4 separate regions of the Homo sapiens genome follow, and all the other regions are linked to region 1. Evidence: chromatin contacts called from ENCODE Hi-C or POLR2A ChIA-PET data. All regions are on one chromosome and are shown on one strand. Each heading gives the region's core, a stretch centred on a gene start or an enhancer-like site at or near the end of the contact. The rest is flanking DNA. Distances are from core to core; before and after follow the strand shown.

What was found. A loop is a pair of places that touch in the nucleus more often than their neighbours do. ChIA-PET counts read pairs that join two places held with the same protein, here RNA polymerase II (POLR2A). Pooled maps may share reads with other maps.
Region 2: a loop to region 1 is called in a map of psoas muscle, with 2.5 times the contacts of the local background. The contact joins the promoter of NFKBIL1 here to the promoter of WHR1 in region 1. A Hi-C loop is called at or near these places in 3 of 168 maps with a recorded cell type or tissue (HL-60/S4, dorsolateral prefrontal cortex and psoas muscle) and 14 of 50 pooled maps. POLR2A ChIA-PET finds 5 or more read pairs at or near these places in 5 of 52 experiments (CD4-positive, alpha-beta T cell, MCF 10A, WTC11 and 2 more).
Region 3: a map of ovary shows a loop between it and region 1 (2.6-fold over the local background). The contact joins the promoter of LY6G5C here to the promoter of WHR1 in region 1. A Hi-C loop is called at or near these places in 2 of 168 maps with a recorded cell type or tissue (ovary and thyroid gland) and 8 of 50 pooled maps. POLR2A ChIA-PET finds 5 or more read pairs at or near these places in 3 of 52 experiments (AG04449, RWPE1 and endothelial cell of umbilical vein).
Region 4: a pooled map shows a loop between it and region 1 (12-fold over the local background). The contact joins the promoter of ABHD16A here to the promoter of WHR1 in region 1. A Hi-C loop is called at or near these places in 9 of 50 pooled maps. POLR2A ChIA-PET finds 5 or more read pairs at or near these places in 5 of 52 experiments (CD4-positive, alpha-beta T cell, CD8-positive, alpha-beta memory T cell, MCF 10A and 2 more).

What each region holds. Positions count from the first base shown.
Region 1 is chr6:31,970,898-31,973,993 of GRCh38, reverse strand. It overlaps WHR1 (winged helix repair factor 1), which reads right to left and starts at 1,631. Exons shown (of 7, transcript NM_004197.2): 1 at 1,483-1,631; 2 at 1,237-1,373. The coding sequence starts at 1,582. DXO (decapping exoribonuclease) reads left to right here and starts at 1,856. Exons shown (of 7, transcript NM_005510.4): 1 at 1,856-2,065; 2 at 2,313-2,674; 3 at 2,847-3,082. The coding sequence starts at 2,319. RefSeq lists an enhancer at 1,359-2,069.
Region 2 is chr6:31,546,116-31,549,211 of GRCh38, reverse strand. NFKBIL1 (NFKB inhibitor like 1) reads right to left here and starts at 1,604. Exons shown (of 4, transcript NM_005007.4): 1 at 1,461-1,604; 2 at 773-1,049. The coding sequence starts at 1,517. ATP6V1G2 (ATPase H+ transporting V1 subunit G2) reads left to right here and starts at 2,604. Exons shown (of 3, transcript NM_130463.4): 1 at 2,604-2,734; 2 at 3,003-3,096. The coding sequence starts at 2,653. ATP6V1G2-DDX39B (ATP6V1G2-DDX39B readthrough (NMD candidate)) reads left to right here and starts at 2,364. Exons shown (of 13, transcript NR_037853.1): 1 at 2,364-2,734; 2 at 3,003-3,096. RefSeq lists an enhancer at 2,571-3,070.
Region 3 is chr6:31,679,598-31,682,693 of GRCh38, reverse strand. LY6G5C (lymphocyte antigen 6 family member G5C) reads left to right here and starts at 1,627. Exons shown (of 3, transcript NM_025262.4): 1 at 1,627-2,441. The coding sequence starts at 2,321. RefSeq lists a silencer at 2,374-2,581.
Region 4 is chr6:31,701,778-31,704,873 of GRCh38, reverse strand. It overlaps ABHD16A (abhydrolase domain containing 16A, phospholipase), which reads left to right and starts at 1,550. Exons shown (of 20, transcript NM_021160.3): 1 at 1,550-1,724; 2 at 2,744-2,800. The coding sequence starts at 1,593.

The DNA.
Region 1 (3,096 bases), core at 382-2,881:
CTCTTAACTCAGGCAAGTCCCTCTCTGCCTCTGTCACAGATTCCTCTTCTTCTGCTTTCCCTTTATGTCAGTGGATCTCAAATTTTAAGGCACACTTAAAAAGCACTTGAGGCAGTTCAAAAATGTAGAGTCCCAAATCCCGCCCCAAGAGAGCGTAATTCATTAACCTTGGATGAGTCCCAGGAACCTGTATTTTTTTTAACAAGCAGCCCACGTAATTTTGACACAGGCATAATAACTCAGCTCATATATTCAGTAACACTGCCTTAAATGATGGTGTTTCCCAGCATTGTGGATTTGACCCTATTAACTTCCACTCTAAACCTGGAGTCCTTAACCACGGACCTCGCAGGATTAGTAAAATATTTCCCCCCTAACTATACATACACCCTATGTATATGTGGCAAACGTGCATTTTTCTGGAGAGAGATAGCCATAGCTTTTATCACCTTCTAAAGATTACAAAAAGGTTAGAAATCACTCCTCTACCCACTCTTCCTACTGGATCTCACCACATCACAGAATTAACCACTTGCTATTCACACCTCCATGACTTGTAATTCTATTATCACTGGCCCAGAATTCTCTCCAACTCTCATATCCAACTGTCTAATACCTTTGTCTTTGGATGCTCCACATGCACCATCAACTCAACTTGTATAAAATTAAACACATTATCTGTAGTCCAACAACTAAATGTGCTCCTAATACCACCAGCCACGCAGTCATCTGGAAAGTCTGAGTTGTCCTGGACTCCTCCCTCTTCCTCACTCTCCTCTCCCTCCCTACTGCACTGACCTAATTTAGGCCTTCACCACTTCTCAGATGCAGTATCTTCTTAGCTGACCTCCCTGCCTCATCCACTATCTCCAATACACCATTCCCTCTCTCTATGATATTCTCTACCAGCCCATCGCCTCAGTGTAAGATGGAAACAACACTGATGTACAAGGCCTGTCATGATCTGACGTCTGACTGCACTCCCAGCGCTGTATGTTCGAACCATGCCCCATGACTCGGTTTCCCCAAAAGCCTCGTTCTTCTACCTCCATGATTTGAAATGCCCTGTACTACCTGCGGGACTTTTAACAGGGTCTCTGTGGCACCCCAGTGCCTGGCACAGTGCCCTCGCCTGAAAGGCCTAATGCTTGCTGAACGGCTGGCGGAGTGACTGAGTGACAGGGAATTCCAGGAGTTAGGAAAGGGGCTTCCGGCGGTCGCACCGACGCCCCTCACCAGCTGCCGGTCGGCCACGGTCCTGTCAGGCACAAGGCTGTACACCTGGCTCCTCAGCACGATGGGCGGCAGCGCGTCCTCAAACAGGCCTCGCGGGAACAGCTGCATGAGTTCTGAGACAGCCGCGCGCGCCGACCCTGGGCAGATAAATCGGCTCACGGACAGGGAACTGGGGCGGGGACGCGGTTCTAACAAAACTCTCGGCTACCGGAAGCGAGGCCCCACCCCCGGGGTTGCCATGGTTACCTGGCTCACCCCGAAGAGGATCCGACTCCACAGGCCCTCGCTTCCGCCGCCTCTTAACTCCAAAGGTCTCCGGGATCAGGTGATGCCTCTTCCAGCTCATATCCCGGGATTTTATGGTACCGGGGAAGGGGTAGGAATGGAGGGAAGAGAACCTGAAAATAGGGTCTTCCGGCGCAGAGCAGTGACGTACGGTCTCCCCGGGCGTCCCTCCTAGACCAGGTGATGACGAAAGGAGCGTCAACTTGTCGTCCCTCAGGCCCGTCAGTGCTGGGAGGGGCGGTGGCGACGCACATACCAGCATCACCTCCGCCAGGCCGGGCCCCACGCCGGCCGCGGATTGGCTCCCTCCAAGGGCACGCACGCCCGGGGACTCGTTGGCGGCGTGGAGGGGCGCCGGTGGCCACGTTGGTGTCAACCTCCTTCGTGAAGCTCACACCTCCCCCGCCCCGGGAGGGGTTTGCCCGCCACTGTCGCTGAATGATTGCATCATCGAAAGCAGAAAACCACTTTTGCATCCTTCGGCCTCTGGCGTGCCTGCCATGACGTCATAGCTCTGCGGAGGTGGAAGTTGGGGAGCTTTGAGGTAACTGGATTCTTGATCTGAGCGCAGACGTCCTTCCTAACCTCACTGCATTTGGAGGACCTGGAGGGAGGGTGGGTGAAGGGCAAGGAAAGAGGCAGGATGAGAGCTTGGCCGCGGTGGCGTCTGAGGGGCCTGAATGTTTCAAGGCCAGAGCCTGGCGATCAGGTGGCTCGCTTAGTCCTAAACCAGTCATCCTTCTCCAGGCCTCCTCTGTAGAATGGAAACTCTGTACCCCTGCTTGTCTTAGGACCTCATGGATCCCAGGGGGACCAAGAGAGGAGCTGAGAAGACAGAGGTAGCTGAGCCTCGGAACAAACTACCTCGTCCAGCACCTTCTCTGCCCACAGACCCTGCCCTCTACTCTGGGCCCTTTCCTTTCTACCGGCGCCCTTCGGAACTGGGCTGCTTCTCCCTGGATGCTCAACGCCAGTACCATGGAGATGCCCGAGCCCTGCGCTACTATAGCCCACCCCCCACTAACGGTCCAGGCCCCAACTTTGACCTCAGAGACGGATACCCGGATCGATACCAGCCCCGGGACGAGGAGGTCCAGGAAAGGCTGGACCACCTGCTGTGCTGGCTCCTGGAACACCGAGGCCGGTTGGAGGGGTGAGCAAAGCGTGGTAGGCAGTATATCTGGAGACCCGTACCTACCCTCTAAAATTAGGAGAGCCAAAGCCGGGGTGAGAATCAGTCCTTAGAAGAAACAAGACTATTCTTCGAGGGGAGCATCTCACTAATGCTTGTGTCAGACCTTCAGCCTGTAACTCCTGCCTCTCAGGGGTCCAGGCTGGCTGGCAGAGGCCATAGTGACGTGGCGGGGGCACCTGACAAAACTGCTGACGACACCGTATGAGCGGCAGGAGGGCTGGCAGCTGGCAGCCTCCCGGTTCCAGGGAACACTATACCTGAGTGAAGTGGAGACACCGAACGCTCGGGCCCAGAGGCTTGCTCGGCCACCGCTCCTCCGGGAGCTTATGTACATGGGATACAAATTTGAGCAGTACATGTGTGCAGGTGAGTTGCCCCTG
Region 2 (3,096 bases), core at 355-2,854, 420 kb after region 1:
AAGTGCTTATCGTGTGTGCCAGGTACTCTAATTATGTACTATGTCAGTTGATTCTCAAAACATATATGGCACAACATGGGTACTCTGAACATGGGCACAATCAATGTACAATGCTATAATGTATAACACAGGACAATGTAGCTGTTAAAAGCATGGACACTCTATCTAGTCCATCTGGGTTATAATCTCTGCTCTACCAGTGAATAACTGTAACTCTGGCAAATGACTTCTCTATGCCCTGTTTCCTCAGCTGGGAAATGGGGGATAATATCAGTACTCACCTCCTAAGATTGTTGTGAGGATTAAATGTGTTACTTTATAAGAAATGTCTGGCACATAGCAAAGGTTGTTATTATTTTAATTTTTACACATGGGCAAACTAAGCCTCAAGTAACCTGTCCAAGAATACGTAGCTATGAAGTGTGGAGCTGGGATTTGGAGCTGGGGTTTGAATCCAGGCAATCTAACTCCAGAGCCTACCTTCTATGCTACTTTTTGGCTACGAGCAAACAATCTGTCAAGAAACAAAGTAGCTACTAATCTAAACAGATGTGAAATTTGAAGACCAGTTGATCTTTGGGGAATGTTGGGTTCTTCAGACAATGGTAGCTCAGTAATGTAAAGGGACAAATGACAGCCACATGCCAACTTGGTTAACTCCTTCCCTAGGTCCTGATGACCAAATAACCAGCTTATTTCTCAACTATTGGTTGGCTTTCATTTCAGGTCTGGTCAGCTGCTTATGACCTTGTTCCCCACTGAGCAGACTCACCATCTGGGCCCTGGCGGGCAGCAGCATGCAGTGCCGTGTCCCCATGGCGGTCCTGGTGGGCAGGGTCAGCCCCGAGCCGAAGCAGCAGGCACAGGGCAGGGGCATCGTGGCGGGCACAGGCCCGGTGCAGTGGTGGGGGCTGCCCAGCATCTACATCGAGGCCTGGGTGTCGCTGGAGGAGGGCCTGGGCCCGGACCAGCCGTCCTGCAGACAAGTAACGACGAAAGCGACGTTCTCGGCGTTGGCGGCGGGAAGTGGAGGCCATGGAACTCTTGGGCTGGGGAAGGAAAAAAGGCAGCAGTCAGGACTTCAGCCTTGGCTGGTCCTTCTCCCTCCATCTCTGACATCCCCTGTTGTTTCTCCCTTTGGTTCCGTCTTTTTTTAATATCTTCAGCAAGAGATGAGGCCTAACCTAACCCTGATCCTTTATCAGATGATAGATTTGAAAAAAAATTTTTTTTGAGGGGGGTGATAGGATCAGAGGTTTAATTTTTTTAATGTAAAATTCGAGAAAAGGGTAAATAATTGGTTTAAGGCTCAGGAGCCCAGGTAAATTTTTAATTTTTAACAAAGAACTTTAAAAAAACCCAACAGGGCCGGATGGGGAAAATTTTTATCAGCAGAAATCTGAGTTTTAAAAAGTCACAGATAATCTCCAATAATGATCTAGAAATTGAATATCATGTACCCGGCAGACAGATGTGGAGGCTTCTTCCTCTGGAACCTGGGGGGAGGGGTTACTCATCAGACCTGCCCCCGCCCCCCCAAGTACCCCCAGAGCCGTAGGCCCAAGGCCTGTGTTTAAGAAGCTCGGAGACGGGAGGCGGGAAGGGCGGAGACACTCCAGGCTGGAGGAAATGGCGCAAGCAGAGACGCAGGTGGAGGACGGAAGTGAACTGTGAGGGGCGTTACCGGATGTCGTTCCGCCCCGACCGGGTAGTTCTTGGCCAGATCTCCCAGGGGAAACTAGGGAACTTAAATTAAAGGGGCCGTCTGAAACCAGAAGACTGGACTGGAGGCGAGGAAAAGGAGGCGAGGGGAGGGGAGGGAGAAAAGAGAGTTATTTGGAGGTTTTTTCCCGCCTCCTCTAACTTGGCAGAGAGAGGAGATGGTTCAGTGATGGACGAAAAGATGAGAAGACAGAGAAAATAGAGGAGATAAAGACAGGATAAAAATCACATTAAACATGGAAAACAAAAACAAAAACCACAGTGGGACAACAACAGGGACAGATCAAAAAAAAAGAAAAAATACAGACAAAAGACGGAAGAAGACTATCGTAGGATGGGGCAAGTGAGATGCAAAAATTTGGACTTGAGAAATATGTAGAAAAAGATGGAGATGTTAACAACGGGAGGCAGGGGAGGGGGCGGGATGGTGGAGAGAGAGAGAAAGGTAGAGAGTTAGTTTAGAATTAAGCCCAGAATGCTCTTTTCCCAACACAGGTTGCATGATGACATCCTTACCTTTTCACCGCATTCACAACCCTTTATGCTTCCTCTGTTACCACCAATCAAGTTCTCCTTCTCTCACCTCAGTACTCCCCCGTCTCCGCCCCTGCCTCATCCCTAGACCTTTCCGACTGGGATGGCTAACCTGTTGTAAGCCCGCAGCTTTGGGCCTGGTCTCTGCTGCTCCCAGGCGGCCCCTTTGGGTACTGCCTGAGCAAGAAGTGCTGGAGAGGAGGACCAGTCATCAATAGGAGGATGAGATTGGGAGAGACACTCGGTGCAGGAGGCTGAGTGAGCAGGGGAGCACTAAGACCCAGGGGTAGTGGAGGACTGCAGCAACGAGCTGGAGGAGGAGAAGTAAGCGGTGGGGGGTGGGAGCCATCTGGTACTTTGACAGCATTCAAAACAGCATCGGCCATAACAACAGAAATGGCCAGTCAGTCCCAAGGTATCCAGCAGCTTCTGCAAGCTGAGAAGCGGGCAGCTGAGAAGGTGGCAGATGCCAGAAAGAGTGAGTCTCCTCTTTCCTCCCTTAGGAGTTTGGAAAGAAAATTGGGGGTGGGGGACAGCAAACATTTTGGGAAAACCCAAGGCTGGCGGGAAGACAGACAGCTAGGGTCTGGAGGCTGGTTAGGAGGGAAGAAATGGATGGATATTAGAATCTGGCACCTGGTTGGCTGAGAGAAGGCTGTATAACTTTCTGGAAGGGACTGACTCCTGCTATTACATTGTGTGTGTGTGGGTCCATCCCCACTCACTGTCCTTTCTTCTGCCTCCAGGGAAGGCCCGGCGACTGAAGCAGGCAAAGGAGGAGGCACAGATGGAGGTGGAGCAATACCGCAGAGAGCGAGAGCACGAATTCCAGAGCAAGCA
Region 3 (3,096 bases), core at 378-2,877, 290 kb after region 1:
CTCCTGCCTCAGCCTCCTGAGTAGCTGGGACTACAGGCAGGCGCCACCACTCCTGGCTAATTTTTGTATGTTTAGTAGAGACGGGGTTTCACCATATTGTCCAGGATGGTCTCGATCTCTTAACCTTGTGATCCGCCCAGCTCGGCCTCCCAAAGTGCTGGGATTACAGGCGTGAGCCACGGAGCCCGGCCCTCTGATTCTTTTTGTCTATCACTCTGTGCACTCATTCATTCAAGACATTTATGTAGGTGCCCCGCGTTCCTCTGCAGTTCTCCACTACTCTGGCTTTTCTCTAATACAATTTATTTTGTGTTATTATTTCTTTAAGACAGAGTCTCACTCTGTCGCCCAGGCTGGAGTGCAGTGGTGCGATCTCGGCTCACTGCAACCTCTGCCTCCCAGGTTCAAGAGATTCTCCTGCCTCAGCCTCCCGAGTAGCCAGGACTACAGGCGTGCGCCACCACACCTGGCTAATGTTTTTGTATTTTTTGATAGAGACGGGGTTTCACCATGTTGCTCAGGCTGGTTGCGAACTCCTGACCTCGAATGATCCCCCACCTTGGCCTCCCAAAGTGCTGGGATTACAGGCATGAGCCGCCACGCCCGGCTAATTTTTGGTATTTGTAGTAGAAACGGGGTTTCACCATGTTAGCCAGGCTGGGTGCGAACTCCTGACCTCAGGTAGTCCACCCGCCTTGGCCTCCCAAAGTGCTGGGATTACAGGCGTGAGCCACCGCAGTCCGGCCCTAATATAGTTTTTAAATTCATTCATTCCAAGGCTTTTGGGAGGCGCTCAGTGGCGTGCAGTTTCCTCTCGAATTTCTTTCTTCCCGCAGTCTTTCTGGGCGGGCGTCTCCCGTCTGTTTCTTCCCATCTTCCCCCTTATCATCCTGGGACTGGATAATTCTTGAATAGTCTGGGAGGTAGCAGGGAACCCGAGTTCGGAGCCTCGACCAGAACCTCCAGACGGGAAATTGGAGCAGGTGGTGTCGTTCCAGGACGCTGAGGACCACCTCCTCCCCTAACGCACAGCCCAACGATCCTAAAAGTAAAAACCCTGAGTTTCTGAGTCAAGACTGAGCTGGTGGGGTGGGGACCGAGTAGGCGTGGATGGGGAGCCCAGCGGGTCCCCAGCGGAGAAAATGGGTGAGACGCCTGGGGCCGCGGTCTCCAGAATTCGCCTGGGAGGGAGAGTGGCGCTACGGCGCCGCCTTCCTGGGGAGCCGCTTCGGGCTCCGGATGTCCGCTGGGGCCCGACGCTTGGGTCCCGACGCGCGGTTCGCACTTTCCAGGTTTCTTCCCCAGGGAACAGAGCTTGAGCGGGGGGCCACCCCCCCGTCCTACCGGAGTTCTGAGGTGCGGTCAGGCGCGGAGAGCGGACGCCCAGCGCCAGATTCTGTGGGCTCCGGAGTTCAGGCCCACTGAGCCGCAGCTGAGCACAGGCGGGGCAGGAAAAAGGATGAGGTGAGGGAAGGCGCTGGGTTCCTGGAACCCCAAGGGAGCACTGAGCTGAGTACGTATCGCTTGGGATCCAGGTGTCCTTGTTTTAGGATGTCTGACAGGTGTCCCCAGGGTATGAGAAGTGGGACTGGGCACCCCCTATTTGCTTTTTTTTTTTTTTTTTTGAGACAGACCACATGTTTCCTATCTTGGAAAATGGTACCACTTCCTTGTGCAAGCCTACCCCTGTTCCCTCACCCCTCGTTCAGTCCAACAGCAAATCTGTCCAGTCTTCTAACTGTATCTCAGGTTCATTAGCCCCGCTTCCTCGTCCCTGCTCGTCTTCTGCCGGACCAGTCCGCCATCTTGTGACCGGACTCGGGAATAGCGTCCTACTTCCCGGCGGCCTCCACTCTTGACCCAAATGCAATGTGCAGCCATGGCAATCTTTTATAAACAGAAATCCGATCAAGTTACTCCTCTGCCGAAATCCCTCTGGTCAGTGGTTTAACTGTCGAGGTGCTCCTGGCAGCACTCTGCCCTCCCCACATCATTGCTGGTGGACTTGTCTCCCCTACTAGACTGTGCCCTGTGAGGGTGGAGACTTTGTGCAGGGTTGTATCCCCAGCATCTGATGCAGTGATTCAATAAACATCTGTCCAATTAATAGGAAAGACAGTTCCTTTTCTCATTCCCCTATTGCTGGTCCCCTGCCCTCAAGCAGGATGTTATGCCCCAGAGTGGCTGTGGGTGCGAACATTCTGCCCCTCTGGCTGGTCTGGCACTGATTTCCACCCTGAGCTGGTGTTGCCTCTCTCCTTCCTCTTGGCCAACCTCTCTTCCACCAATATAAGCCCAAACTGGAGGCCAGCAGGCAGTCATGCGTTTTATGGCAGGCCCTGCAGGGAGCCAGAGTCTGGGTCCCCTGTGCTTCCACAGCAGCCCCCAAGCCCTCTACACGGTCCTCTTAATAGTGCTGGTCATGATGAGCTTGGTGTTTGGTAAGTGGCTCCAAGGGTTCAGAAGGGTCTCCTGGCCTGGATGGAGAAACCCACAGACACCAAGTGTCTGGGTACACCTGTCCAGGATGCTCAGGTAAACCCATGCAGGAGGAGAGATGGGACAGATGGGTTTGGTAGGGAATGCCTGCTCATGGACTGATGTGCAATCTGAAGATTTTTAAAAATTTATTATTATTATTATTTTTGAGATGGAGTCTCGCTCTGTATCCCAGGCCGGAGTGCAGTGGCGAGATCTCGGCTCACTGCAACCTCCACCTCCCGGGTTCAAGCGATTCTCATGCCTCAGCCTCCCGAATAACTGGGATTACAGGCATAAGCCACCAAGCCCAGCTAATTTTTGTATATTTAGTAGAGACGGGGTTTCACCATGTTGGCCAGGCTGGTCTCGAACTCCTGACCTCAGGTACCTGCCCGCCTTGGCCTCCCAAAGTGCTGGGATTACAGGCGTGAGCCACCGCACCCAGCCTCTGAAGGAGATTTCTAGTGACCACCCCAGGGCTGTCTCACTTCACAGCAGTGACCTGAATAGAGATACTGAAGGAATCCTCTCTGGATCTGAGGGCAACATAGAATAGGGAGGGTTAGGGAGTGTGCTGGATGAGAAAACCAGAATCCACAGGATAGAACAAGACTG
Region 4 (3,096 bases), core at 301-2,800, 270 kb after region 1:
TATAGTCCCAGCTACTCAGGAGGTTGAGGCAGAAAGATGGTTGAGCCCAGCAGGTGGAGGATCAGGGCAGTGAGCCGTGATTGTGCCACTGTGCTCCAGCCTGGGTGAAAGAGCTAGACCCTGTCTCAAAAAAAAAAAAAAAAAAAAACAGAAAAAAAGAATATTCCGTTTCAGTCAGAGATCCTCTATGCTGTGTAACCACAATTCTGAATTTTCTCTTTCTTCTCCACTTGCTTTATCATTAAATTTTATGTGTTTTTGAATCTAATATACTAGTATCACGTATACATTCTTCTGTGGCTTTCTATTTTCACTCAGCATCATGGTTTTAAGATCCAGTTCATGCATAACAGTAATGATTCATTTATTTTCTTTTTACAAATATTCCGCATATCTTACTGTGCTGAATTTTCGTATCCAGGACCATGGTGTAGCTTTCCATTTATTGAAAAGCTTTTCGTTTACCTCTTTCTTTTTTTATTTTTTCAATTATTATTGTTATTATTTTGAGGCAGGGTCTGGCTCTGTCACCCAGGCTGGAGTGCATGGAGCGATCTCAAACTCCCGGGCTCAAGCGACCCTCCCACCTTGGCCTCCCAAGTAGCTGGGACTACAGGTGGGCACCACCACACCCTGCTAGGTCTTTTTTTTTTCCCCCTTGGTATTTTGTGTAGAGATGGGGTCTCACTATGTTGCCTGGGCTGGCTTGGAACTCCAGGGCGCAAGCAATCCTCTCTCAGCCACCCCAAGTGTTGGAATTACAGGCATGAGCCATGGCCTGGAACTCCTGGACGCAAGCAATCATCCCTCGGCCACCCAAAGTGTTGGAATTACAGGCGTGAGCCACCGCGCTGGGCCAGTTTACCTTTATTTATTTATTTAGAGACAGAGTCTTGCTCTGTCACCAAGGCTGAAGTGCAGTGGGAAGATCTCGGCTCACTGCAACCTCTGCCTCCCGCGTTCAAGCGATTCTCGCGTCTCGGCCTCCCGAGTAGCTGGGATTACAGGCGCGCACCACCCATGCCAGGCTAATTTTTGTATTTTTAGTAGAGATGGGGTTTCACCATGTTGGCCAGGCTGGTCTCGAACTCCTGGCCTCAAGTGATCCCCCCGCCTCGGCCTCCCAAAGTGCTAGGACTACAGGCGTGAGCCACTGCGCCGGGCCGGGCCAGTTTGCCTTTTCAATAACTTTTTATAGTTTTCTTCATAAAACCTTGCATTTCTTGTACTAGATACATTCCTAGACACCTTATGTTTTCGGTTACTCTTATCAAGTACTCCTAATCTCACCCCTCGTTTCCGCTGTCGCTCTAGAGTCTGCCAATAATGAGACAGAAAAAAATTATTGAACCATGCCCGGTAATTTTCTGATTCTCCGCGTTCTAGTGGTCTTCCACTAGTTTCGGACCACTGCTGTACCCGTAGCTCCAACTGCGCGAAACTCTTCTCAGGAAGCACTGAAAATGTCGCAACTCGCCCGGAGGCGGAGCCGGTACGGGCTGACGTCAAGGGCACACAACACCTCAGAGGCAGGGAGGGCGGGGCCGGCAGGGGGACCTGCTGCTGGAAGAGCAGCGGCCCGAGCCGGGGCCATGGCGAAGCTGCTGAGCTGCGTCCTAGGCCCCCGGCTCTACAAAATCTACCGGGAGAGGGACTCTGAAAGGGCCCCGGCCAGCGTCCCTGAGACGCCAACGGCAGTCACTGCCCCCCATTCCAGCTCCTGGGTGAGTCGAGTTCCTCCCCACCGAAGAACGTGGTACAGTCCAAACCCTTTACGGCCTTTTGCTCCCCAGAAGTGCCCATAATGGGAAATAAGGGGAGCCTGCTTGTCAAGCCAGTTATCCGCAAAATCTGCGCTCTGTGTGCTTCCTGAGTTAAAGTCACGCCTACGGACTGGCCGCCTCCTTTCTTTTTCGCTCTTTACCGCTTTCTCATTCCGACTGCCACTCTTTGTTCTTTCCTCTCCGCGTCCCCCCGACCCTGTGTGTCGTGGTTCGTGCCGGTCCCAGTTGAGTCTTGAGTCCCGGGAAGAGACCCTGCGCGGACTGGGGAGCCGTTGAATTTTGCTGTCAGACTCCCAGTTTCCTCTTCTTCAGTGCCTCTTCATGCCTCCCCCGGCTCTGTTTTTATCTTCCCTTTACCCTCGCCTTGAATTTCAGAATGACTTTTACAGATCCTGTATCCGTCGGTCCTCCCCTCAACCCCCGCCCAACCTAGCCTGGAGACCCGAGTCATTGTATTCTGGAGAGCTGGCGGGTGGTGGTAGGCTGTTCTAAATATTCTCTTCCTTTTTATCAGTTGTCTCATTGTGTTACTGTCTCCTACAAACTGCCCGCTCCTACCCACATTCTCTTCTTAGTCAACTACTCTTATTTCTGATGCTTTTCTTTCCTTCTTAGATTGTCTAGGTGTCTTTTCTTTCTTCTCAAACTAACCCTTCTCCCCACATGCACGCGCCTGCAATCCATTTGAAACTAGGCTGTGGAAAAGGAGCAAAAATCGTCCAATGCTGCTTTCACTTTTGCTTCCAAATCCAGCTCCCTGTGTTTGTTCCCATGGTCAGGGGTGGGAAATTAGGTTCAGAGTGAGGGTGAGGAAGAGGAGTTTCTGTGGGGGCCAGGGATGTTTCAAGAGAGATAGTCAACGAGACTAGAACCAGAGGACACACAGCAGGGCTTCTGAAAGGGAAGGGAAAGGACCTGCCAGTGGGCAGGGTCCTTAAGGAGGCCATCTGTTTTGGCAGGATACGTACTATCAGCCCCGTGCCCTGGAGAAACATGCTGACAGCATCCTGGCACTGGTATGTCTACCCTGGCATCTGGGACTCTGCATCTTTCAGACCCACCTGTCCTCTTGAACTTAGCCCTCCCTAACTTGGGAGCAACAGTGCCCTGGGGTTGGGGGATGCCCTGGGCTCTGCAGCAGACCTCTCCAACACAGACACACAGGCACACTCTAAATGTGCATACTTGGCACTCCCCTTTGGTATGTAGCACTGCTTTCTCTGGGGGCAACCTGAGCCGTAAGGAAAACATGTTTACTCTTGGGACCATCTGCAGGTGCTAAGTCCTGCAGTTCCCCAGTGACCTGTCCTCC